Linked DNA regions of Homo sapiens: region 2 is linked to region 1. A link is a loop called in an ENCODE intact Hi-C map of the cell type or tissue named here. Cell type or tissue: PC-9. All regions are shown on one strand. Links, peaks and the distances in the headings refer to the core of each region. The heading gives the core; the rest is flanking DNA. Region 1 overlaps TTC39C (tetratricopeptide repeat domain 39C). Region 2 overlaps TTC39C (tetratricopeptide repeat domain 39C).

Region 1 (5,378 bases), core at 203-5,202:
ATAATATGATGTACATTGAACACTGATTTTTCTTCTGGGAGTCCGGAATTTGTCTATGTGCCTACATGATCGGCCCCCAATAAAAACTCTGGCATTAAGTCTCTAATGAGATTTCCTGGTTAGTGACATTTCATTTGTGCTGTCGTAACTCGTTGCTGGAGCAAATTAGCACATCCTGTGTGACTCCCTGCAGAGCAAAGCCTTGGAAGCTTGTGCCTGGTCTCCCCTGGACTCCGCCACCCCATGTGCTTTTTCCCTTTGCTGATTTTCCTTTGTATCTAAGGAACACAAACGAACTACAAAACATAATCTAAGCCCTCCAAATATCCACAATAAAATTAGGAAAGAAAACCAATACAAATGAAAAAATAAGACTGCAACGTAATTTAGCTGTAAGAAGTCATAGCTAAAAATATGACTGTAAGATGAGTCTTGAATGTAAGTCATCAAACCTGGAGGTGGTCTTGGGGACCCCCAATCTATGGTATCAAGCTATTATTTTACTTAAATGCATCAATTTTCTGACAAATGATGAACATATCACCCAGGGGATCACATTTAAAAACAACTATCCTACAACTTCTGGGTGATTAATGTCCTATAGTCTACCTCCACTAAAAAGAATGCTATAGGGTAGAATGAACAAGTAAAACAAATTAATCTACAAAGTTTTTTTAGTAACTTTAAAATAATAAAAGTAATACATTTGAAACAATTTCTTTTCATTCGTTCTACTTAACAAGAATATTTACTGTACAAACACCACATTTCAAGCACTGTTCTGGGTGAATCGAAGTGAAATAAGACAGAGATCCTTCCTTTAAGAGGCTCAATGACTTTTTCCCCTCCTAAAGGGAAGCACTGTAGGAAAAGAAAGCCTGGAGAAAACCTTGAAGCTTCTTTTATACTAACAAAGTGGATTTTTAAGTGTCTGGATTGATCCAGCATGTCCACAAACAAGAAAGATGATGCTCAGTTACAATCCAAAAAGCCAAAGGTTTAACAGAAAAGCAGAAAAAAATAGAAACTAGAATATATATTCTTGAGAGCACAGAGGCAATTGGAATCTAATTGAAAACAAATAATCACTGGCTGCAGATTTTAAACAAATCTGTAAAACCCTAAAAATATCGATTGGCTATTGACTGTTTCTATTATGTGCCTGGCACTGTGCTTGCCACCTGAGGAACGCCAAAGAACTATAAAACATTGTCCAATCCCGCCTAATGCCCACAATAAAATTAGAAAAGAAAATAAACAAAGGAAAAAATAAGCATGCAACTTAACATACATATTTAAATGCTCTATTGGGTCACATACAGAAAGAGTGAAAACAAACAACGCTGAGATGATGAGTGAATTGTTCTTTTTTATCTCCTTTTTCTGTCACTAAATAGTTTTCCATGTAGTAAACACATAAATAAATTAGAGAGTGCAAAATAGTTACTGCAGGATTTCGGAAGAACACTTTACTCCTACCCATTCTTAACTGGAAATTTGGAGGGATAAATTTAACTCCATTTTATCCTGTATTTTCCAGGCTACCTCAGCTTTATTAAAGGAAGTGAAGCTTGCACTAAGGGAAAGGGAACACCCCAGGAGAGAGCAGCAGGAATGCCAGTAGGAAGGAGCAGATGGGCGAGCGGCTTGGAGGCAGAGTGAAGCAGGGGACACACCGGGACAAAAGGGTGCAAGCCCAACAGAGGAGTGAACACCTGCTCCCGGAGAAACGGCATCTCTCAACGTGACGTCGAAGGGACCAGGATTATAGACATGAATGCTAACAATTCTGACCTCAGGTGAGGAGCTACAGAAATGGATGGTAGAACTGGAAACAAACGTTAAGAATCCATCCAATCCTGAGTACGTGGAACTAAATCAATAAAACACAACAGAAACCTCCACGGTGAAAACCCCACTCTTCTAGAATAAGAATACAATGAATTCAATCCGTCTTTAATTTTGTGCCTAAGATGGGTGCCAATGTCTGAAGGCACATGTTAAAGTCTATGGTAACAAGCTGTAAGGTCCTTAATTTGAGCCAAGGAAACAGAACCCAACGTTTTTGACTGAGTCAAAGATGATAAACTGATGTATGTCAAAACAAACTTAATGCTCATGTCGAGAGAGGCCATGTTGCTTTTACTACATTCTGCGTCCAACTTGGCACTGAAACAGGTTCTCGGGACTTGCCCTACTCTCCATCCCACACTCTGTAAAGCAAAAATTCCAGCCACAGCCAGGCCAAGCAGGAGGAGGCAGAGGCTGGGGGAGAATGCAGCACCGAGAACAGGACGCTCTGCACTGTGGCTCCTACAGGGGCCGCTCCAGCAGCTCCATGAGAGGACACAGCAGCTGAGTGCATGTCTTCCCAACAAGCAGAGAACACGCTATTTAAGAGCCATACACCCTGCACAGCCTTTCATCTGGCTGCTCTGAAAGGTCAAGTATGAATCATTCAGCTGTCGTTATCGCTGTGTCTGTGGAGGGAGGTGGAGACAGCAGAAAAACCACAGAGCAGGCCGGGCGCGGTGGCTCATGCCTGTAATCCCAGCACTTTTGGAGGCTGAGGCAGGCAGATCACTTGAGGTCAGGAGTTCAAAACCAGCCTGGCCAACATGGTGAAACCCTGTCTCTACTAAAAAATACAAAAAAATTAGCCGGGCTTGGTGGCAGGTGCCTGTAGTTCCAGCTACTCAGGAGGCTGAGGCAGGAGAATAGCATGAAACCAGGAGGTGGAGGTTGTAGTGACCCAAGATTGTGCCACTGCACTCCAGCCTGGGCAACAGACAATCTGTCCCACCTTATGAGGACCAGGCAACAACTAGCTGAGAGATGGAGGGGGCGAGAGGAAACCCTGCCCCATACGGGGACAGAAGTCTTCCCTGGGAAAGGGCAAGAGCTGCTTGCAAAATGGGAATATCAAGTTACATGAAATTGATCTTGGATAAATTTTGTAATTTTTCAGGGGGACTGTATCTGGTGCAAGCATCTATTAAAGCCTGTCTGTCCAACTGTCCCGGAAGGAGGCTGGTTAACCCATGGCAATTCAGGCTTGCCTTTCTTGTGTCTCAAATAATAGAGGTTTTTTTTTTGTTTTTTTTTTTTTTTTTTTGAGACAAGGTCTCACTTGGATTGCTCAGGCTGCAGTGCAGTGGCACTATCTCACCTTACTGCAGCCCCGACCTCCCAAGCTCAGGTGATTCTTCCACCTCAGCCTCCTGAGTAGCTGGGACTACAGGCACACGCCACCAAGCCTGGCTGATTTTTTGTATTTTTAGTAGAGATGGGTTTTGCCATGTTGCCCAGGCTGGTCTCAAACTCCTAGACTCAAGCAATCCACCCACTTCGGCCTCCCAAAGTGCTAGGAGCCACCGTGCACAGGTGTGAGCCACTGTTCCTGGCCCAAGACTTTGAAGGACAAAAGATGATTTAGTTTTCACCAGTCAGCCCACTGCCTCGTTATCTTCAACCTTCACCAACAGACTTTTTTTTTTTTAATTATACTTTAAGTTCTAGCGTACATGTGCACAATGTGCAGGTTTGTTACGTATGTATACATGTGCCATGTTGGTGTGCTGCACCCATTAACTTGTCATTTACATTAGGTATTTCTCTTAATGCCAACCCTCCCCACTCCCCCCACCCCACGACAGGCCCCGGTGTGTGATGTTCCCCACCCTGTGTCCAAGTGTTCTCATTGTTCAATTCTAACCTATAAGTGAGAACATGCGTGTTTAGTTTTCTGTCCTTACAATAGTTTGCTCAGAATGATGGTTTCCAGCTTCATCCATGTCCCTACAAAGGACATGAACTCATCCTTTTTTATGGCTGCATAGTATTCCATGGTGTATATGTGCCACATTTTCTTTATCCAGTCTATCATTGATGGATATTTGGGTTGGTTCCAAGTCTTTGCTATTGTGAATAGTGCCGCAATAAACATACATGTGCATGTGTCTTTATAGCAGCATGATTTATAATCCTCTGGGTATATACCCAGTAATGAGATGGCTAGGTCAAATGGTATTTCTAGTTCTAGATCCCTGAGGAGTCGCCACACTGTCTTCCACAATGGTTGAACTAGTTTACCGTCCCACCAACAGTGTAAAAGTGTTCCTATTTCTCCACATCCTCTCCAGCACCTGTTGTTTCCTGACTTTTTAACGATCACCATTCTAACTTATGTGAGATGGTATCTCATTGTGATTTTGATCTGCATTTCTCTGATGGCCGGTGATGATGAGCATTTTTTCATGTGTCACCAACAGACTTCTAATAGGCTCACTTCTCCAATCCCAATATCTTCCTGAATGGCATTACCTTTCCTCCATTTCCTCCCTTTAATTATGCCTGAGGTTGCAAATTTGTGAATTTTTGCAATCAGATCTTGGCAATGACCTTGAACCGTAGGATATAAATAACTCCCACATGCTTAGCGTTCCAATAATGGAACACTAGGCATGAATGGATTTTAGTATCCACCCACCATGTTCTAGGCAAAAACGTCCTACCAGGTTCTAAGGACACAGAGAAGGAAACGGACCTTCATGCTTTATAAACCTCCTCAGGGATAAGGGATCCTTGATCTTCCCAAAGATTCAGAAACACTTGTTCCCTATTCAACCTCTATAACTAACTTATATGTCTATGGCTGAAGTATCCTGCTGAATTAGAATTTATTTACTTACTTATTTGTTCCTACTGCCAAACCATGAGTTCTCCCAGGGCATGAAGTGCATCTCATTCATCTCAAGACTACCAGCACCTATCATCTCACAGCATGTGGGCACATAGGAAATGCTCAACATATGTGGGGAAGAGGTAAAACAGCAGGTAGATTGCACAGTCCCTGCCCTCAAGGGGTATGTAGCCTAATACTTTAGGCAGACATGTAAATAAATATGAGTATTGCTATGTGATACCTGCAGTAAATGGTGATGTACAGGGTATAAGTAATAGCACAACAAAGGCCAGATTGGCTGGGCATGGTGGCTCACACCTGTAATCCCCACACTTTGGGAGGACAAGGCGGAAGGATTGCTTGAGCCCAGGAGTTCAAGACCTGCCTGGGCAGCATAGTGAGACCCCTATCTCTACAAAAAATTTTTAAAAAATTAGCCAGGTGTGGTGGTACATGCCTGTAGTCCCAGCTACTCAGGAGGCTGAGGCAAGAGGATCACTTGAACCTGGGACCTCAAGGCTGAAGTGAGCTATGATCTCCAGCCTGGATGACAGAGTGAGACCTTGCCTCTTAAAAAAAAAAAGAACCAGGATTGATATGAGGAGGGAATGCTGTACAAAGGAGGAAGGCCTGGGTTGCACTTGATTAAGCATAAGAGAAAGATAAAGGGGGTAGGGGTGTTCCACACTGAGAG
Region 2 (5,378 bases), core at 308-5,307, 53 kb after region 1:
ATTTAACTAAATTTTTGTTCGTTTAACTTGCACAACCTACTTAGCAAAAAACAAAAACAAAACTTGCTCACTTCCTGGGAAGCATATAGGCCAGTTCATACTTTGAGATTCAAAGTTAGGAAGAGTTGGGTGGGAACAGGACAGGAAAATAAAGTCACCTGGTGGCTGGAGAGACACAGTTCCTTTAAGCTAGATCCACGTGGAGTATGAAGAAGGGAAGAACCTCAGTAGTTCTCCATCCACATGGCAAGGGACAGAGAAACCTGAACTGCCATACTTTTCTGGAGCTGTTTGGGCTCTAGAAGCAATGTGTGTGTGACTGGTGTTTAGGGGCAGTGGGACCCAGGGAGCCCAACACTAGGGGCTCTTTACCTCTCAAGGGACCCTACACCTGGCCTCTGTCCTGCTGCCTGCCGTCACCAACGCAACAGAGACACTCCCTTCTCTGCCTCTCTCCTTCAGCCACAGCTGTGCCAGCCTGGGCAGCCTCTTCCCTTCCTACAGCCCCACTTTGTCTGCAGAAAGACCCTGCTATTGTGCTGTTCTAAGCAGGCTAGGGGATTCAGCCACAGAGACCAAATCTGGTCCTAAACCCTCCCACCCCAAGCTCAGCGCCTCTCAATGGAGACATTTTGCAAACCTGTTGGGCCGTTCTGGGGTGACATGATGACTGTAGTGGAATGGGACCAACGACCCAAGGCATCCTGCAATGTATGAGATCATCCAGCACACTGTCTCATGTCCCGCAAAACTTTTGAACATTTTCTGGAAGTTCACACAGATGAAAAACTGTTTATTTAGTTCTAGAATCTACCTCCATTTATGTAGAAACACAAAATATTCCTTACACTGCTTAAATACACAGTTTATCAAGATTTGTTTACAATTATGGAAAACCATGTCACCAACAGCAACACTGCTTGTGGCATCTGAGTTGTCAACAAACCGCAGCTAAACCAGTTTGCATTTGTATATCACCTGCCAATATTTAATAGGGATACTGAAAGCTCCTTTTAATGTATTTAAAGCCAAATAAATTATTGAAGATACATGAAATCCTGGATACATTTCATTAGTACATTTATTTCATTTCTGCCACCCAATATTCTTAAGGATACGTAGCATACTGAAACTTCTGTCATGAAAATGACATGTCAAAATTATTTTATTTTGGAGGCCGGGCGCAGTGGCTCATGACTGTAATCCCAGCACTTTTAGAGGCCGAGACGGTCAGATCAGTTGAGGCCAGGAGTTCAAGACCAGCCTAGCTAACATGGCAGAACCCCATCTCTACCAAAAATACAAAAATTAGCCGGGTGTGGCGGCACGCACCTGTAGACCCAGTTAATTAGGAGGCTGAGGCACGAGAATCGCCTGAACCCAGGAGTTGGAGGTTGCAGTGAGCTGAGATCATGCCACTGCACTCCAGCCTGGGAGATACAGTGAGACTGTCAAAACAAACAAACAAAAACAAACAAAAACCAACTATTTATTTTGGGTTTGAATCTTGTTTTTCAACCTTACTCTGAAACTGTCCTCAGGAGTCGGTTGCCACTCAACTATCCTATAAACATTTTTTCAATTCATCGTCTAATCCTGGACACCTATTAAAGGCAATGGTCTCTAAAGTTGTTGGTGTGCAGAGGGATTTAACGATGGGAGATATGTTTTCTGAGACACTCTGTCAGCACACATCCTATGTCTTAACACAGGAAATTAATACCATCCTGACAAAGAAGGCCTGGTTCACTGCAAAAATGTCACACTTCTTATTAAAACCACTTCAACAGCCAGTATTTTGCCTTGGCAGGTTAGGGTTATTTCCCTCCTTCCCTTAACATTTACGGGTAAATTTAGTCTGTTACTTCCTTCATTTTAAAGCATACCTGCTCTTTTCTCTCCTCCTCTGCAGCGCCTTCTCACCTTCTCCTAAATCCAAATTTCTTCATTATACAAGGGTGCAATCATCTAACTACTTCATTTTATCATCGGATAAAGGTGTGCTGAGCATTTACACTTTAAAAATATATGTAGGCCAGGCGCGGTGGCTCATGCCTGTAATCCCAGCACTTTGGGAGGCTGAGGCAGGCAGATCATTAGGTCAGACGTTCAAGACCAGCCTGACCAATATAGCGAAACCCGGTCTCTACTAAAAGTACAAAAATTAGCCTGGCGTGGTGGTACACACCTGTAGTCCCAGCTACTCGGGAGGCTGAGGCAGGAGAATTGCTTGAACCTGGGAGGTGGAGGTTGCAGTGAGCCAAGATCGGCCATTGCACTCCAGCCTGGGAGGCAAGGTGAGACTCCGTCTCAAAAAAAAAAAAAAATATATATATATATATATATATATATATATATATATGTATATATATATATATATATATATATATATACATGCATATATATATATGTAATTTTATTTGGGCATTCTATTGATTTTTAGACATTGTATGCATGAGTAGGTTATTTCATCTATCAATTTCATTTCAGGATCATAAAAGGGGAATTACAATCATAAAAGGGGAATTGTTAGCAAAAGGGGGCATTTGGTGTGACAGAGTCGAGAGTCACTGCTCTAGCAAGCTTCCCCTCCTAGCCACCAGATTCTCCCAGAGACCAGTTCTTCCTGAAATGCAGGATCTGGCTTTTGGAATCTGGCAGTTACATTTCTACTTTCTCATGCCAGGCAGGCAAATCACATCAGAGCATTATCATAGCACCACCCCCTAGGGGTACCCCAGAGCCCTGCAAGGGATCAGATGGGAGAAGCACAAGTCCCACCAGTTGGGCTGGCCTCCTTGTCACTGCACACAACACTGAGTAGAGAACAGCTCACAGAGCAGCCATCCAGAGTTACAATGCCCAGGCCAGGTGCAGCTGACACCTGTGACCTCTTTGGAAGCAGGAGACTGAGTGTCATTAGGGCCCAGCTTTCCTTGTGATGGCACTGTTGAGACCTGCATGTGGCTCAGCAGCGGCTTTGCTTCCCATCGCCCTTACTCAGCACAGGGCAGCCTGGACGTTCCAAGGCAAAGGCAGCGACGGGGCCAGGCAGGAGCTCTGGCAACTGCTTATGAGAAGCAGAACATCAATATTAGGGCCTGTCTGGAGCACCTCAAATTGGGTCAAGAGACACACCCATGCCATCAGAATGGGAGGGAGTGATGAGGAACAAGGCTTTCAGAGCTCCTACAGGGCAGCCGCCTCCTGGGCTGCACTTGCTGACTGCAAATAAAGGGGAGCTGCTATGCCTTTAACAACTTGGACCCCACATAACTCCAGCAACCTCAGGAAGGCCAGGAACACCTGGAGAGGATGTCCAGGTATTACCCAACTCTAGCATCTCAGCCCTCTCATGCAGACAGGCAGATGTGTAAACAATTTTGATGCAACACAAGTGCCGGATAAAGGTAAGGATGGGATGCCGCAGGAGTGCAGAGGAGTCATACAACCTTTTGCTAAAAATCTGAGCCGTGTCTGGAAGAGCAAGATATACCTGGCTGGATGACGTAAAATATTCCAGCACAACTAGCATGGAAGGGACAAGGGCAGCAGGACAGGAAGCAGACAGGGCCACATCACAGGACATCGGAGGCCAGGCCAGGAGGCTGGGCTTTATCCTACACAAGACTGGGAGCCACAGAGCGTCTAAAGCTTGGGGTGACATCTCCCCTGAAGACAGATCTCTCTGGGGGTTTGATGGATAGCTTCTGGGTGTCAGAGTGCAATCTGCATATTACTGAAGGAACTTGCCCCAAAATGGCTTTGACAGGACACATGTGAATCCTTTTACTGTAGAAGTTCTGTAAGAGAGGTAGATAGCACATGGTCACACCCAGACTCTGGAGCCATGCAGCCCAGTTTCAACCCCAGCACTCCCCACTACTGCTGCGAGACCCGAGTTGGGCCACTTCACATCCCAGGGCTCTTCCTCCTCCCTCTGTCTAAGGGAGATAATAAAGGCACTCCTCACAGAGCTGGCAGGGGAATTAAACAAGGAGAAAAGTTCAGGCAAGGCTGGGGCTGTGGGCTGGCTCAATGCCAGCCCACAAAGCAAAAGATGTGAGCCTTTAAAAGAATGTGTTCTCTAAGTCACATATGTAGTCATCCCTCAGTATCCATGGGGGATTGGTTCCAGGACCCCCGGCGGATACCAAATTCTGTGGATGCTCAAATCCCTGATAGAAAATGGCACAGTATTTGCATATCACCTACACACATCCTCCCATATACCTGAAATCATTATGTGTTTACATTTATCATTATGTGTTTACATTGACGTACACAAGAAAAAAAAGTCACCTAAGCCAGTGAGTTCACAGATGTTACAGCTTTGGACAAGACTAAGTGTTAAAGTGACTCTGTTTGAGGTAGATTTGAATAAAGGTATGAAGTAATGCCTCCTTGAAGGAAAGACCTGCCTCTCACCTTTGTCCTGTTCATGGCAGAAACTCTGTGAACACAGACTTTTTAAAGAGATGAACTTCCTGACTCTCTAGGGGCTTTCTCTGTAATAACTGAGTTTTCCTGTAAGACAGGGGTAACTACCTTAGATATATGTAGGCATATTTCTTGTGTTCTGAAATTATTGAGCAAGAAGGAAGAGATGGAGAAAGCAACCTCAGCTAGGGAAAAGGGTGGTGCAAACCACCAACCATCTTTACATAAGAAAAGGCCCAGCTTGGCAGGAGAATCCCTTGAACCCAGGAGGCGGAGGTTGCAGTGAGCCAAGATCGTGCCATTGCACTCTAGCCTGGGCAATGGAGCAAGACTCTGTCTCGGAAAAAAAAAAAAAAAAAAAAAAGAAGGAAAGAAAAAAAGCAAAACCCCAGCTCAATCATCAAATCCACTTCAAGGAGGCATGACTTTCTCTTCCTACACAGCAAATGCATGAATAATTTTACATAAAAACATGTATTCGCAGTCACTTGTTCAGAAACTGGAAGGCATTTTCCCCAGGTTAGCCCACAAAGGCTATTCAACCCCCAAACGGACCCACGTTACAGAATGAGCAGCGGCCTCGCGAATTTAGGGTGTTGGGAGGAGAGGACGTGCTGAAAGAGGTGCTGTGTAGGACAGGGACCAGTTCTTCCCTACCCCACCTGACTCCTTTCACAGGGTAGAGCTAGCACTAGGCAGTTTTGAAGTAGATCAATTCATCTTTGCCACACAGCCATCTACTTTTCTGTACTTTCTTGACACTCTCTCTTCTCCCTGAGTCCTTCGTAGCCTCTTCCAGTCCCACTGCTGCTGCTGGGTAAATAGGAGGATTACCCTGGGAAAGGAGACCAGGTGCAAAAATGATATTTCAGGAACTAAAACAGGCTGCGTGAAAGGTCTAGGCTCCTGAAATACCACGTTTGGGGATCTACAAGTGG

What was found. A loop is a pair of places that touch in the nucleus more often than their neighbours do. Peaks named below come from ENCODE experiments on the same cell type or tissue, not always from the same donor. Only the 100,000 strongest peaks of a DNase experiment are listed, where the experiment ranks them.
Region 2: it touches region 1 in a loop (5-fold over the local background); 29 of 110 quality-filtered maps call a loop at or near these places.

What each region holds. Positions count from the first base shown.
Region 1 is chr18:24,073,422-24,078,799 of GRCh38, reverse strand. All of the region lies in intron 4 of TTC39C (tetratricopeptide repeat domain 39C), which reads right to left. Among named protein-coding and RNA genes, the nearest start is that of TTC39C-AS1, 61 kb to the right of the region's middle. RefSeq lists an enhancer at 2,261-2,555. In PC-9, for the core only: a CTCF peak has its summit at 2,356; a DNase peak (open chromatin) is centred at 2,429; H3K27ac peaks cover 362 bases.
Region 2 is chr18:24,020,966-24,026,343 of GRCh38, reverse strand. The region is part of intron 1 of TTC39C (tetratricopeptide repeat domain 39C); the gene reads right to left. Among named protein-coding and RNA genes, the nearest start is that of TTC39C-AS1, 8.2 kb to the right of the region's middle. In PC-9, for the core only: a CTCF peak has its summit at 2,763 (motif pointing left); DNase peaks (open chromatin) are centred at 2,643 and 4,507; H3K27ac peaks cover 753 bases.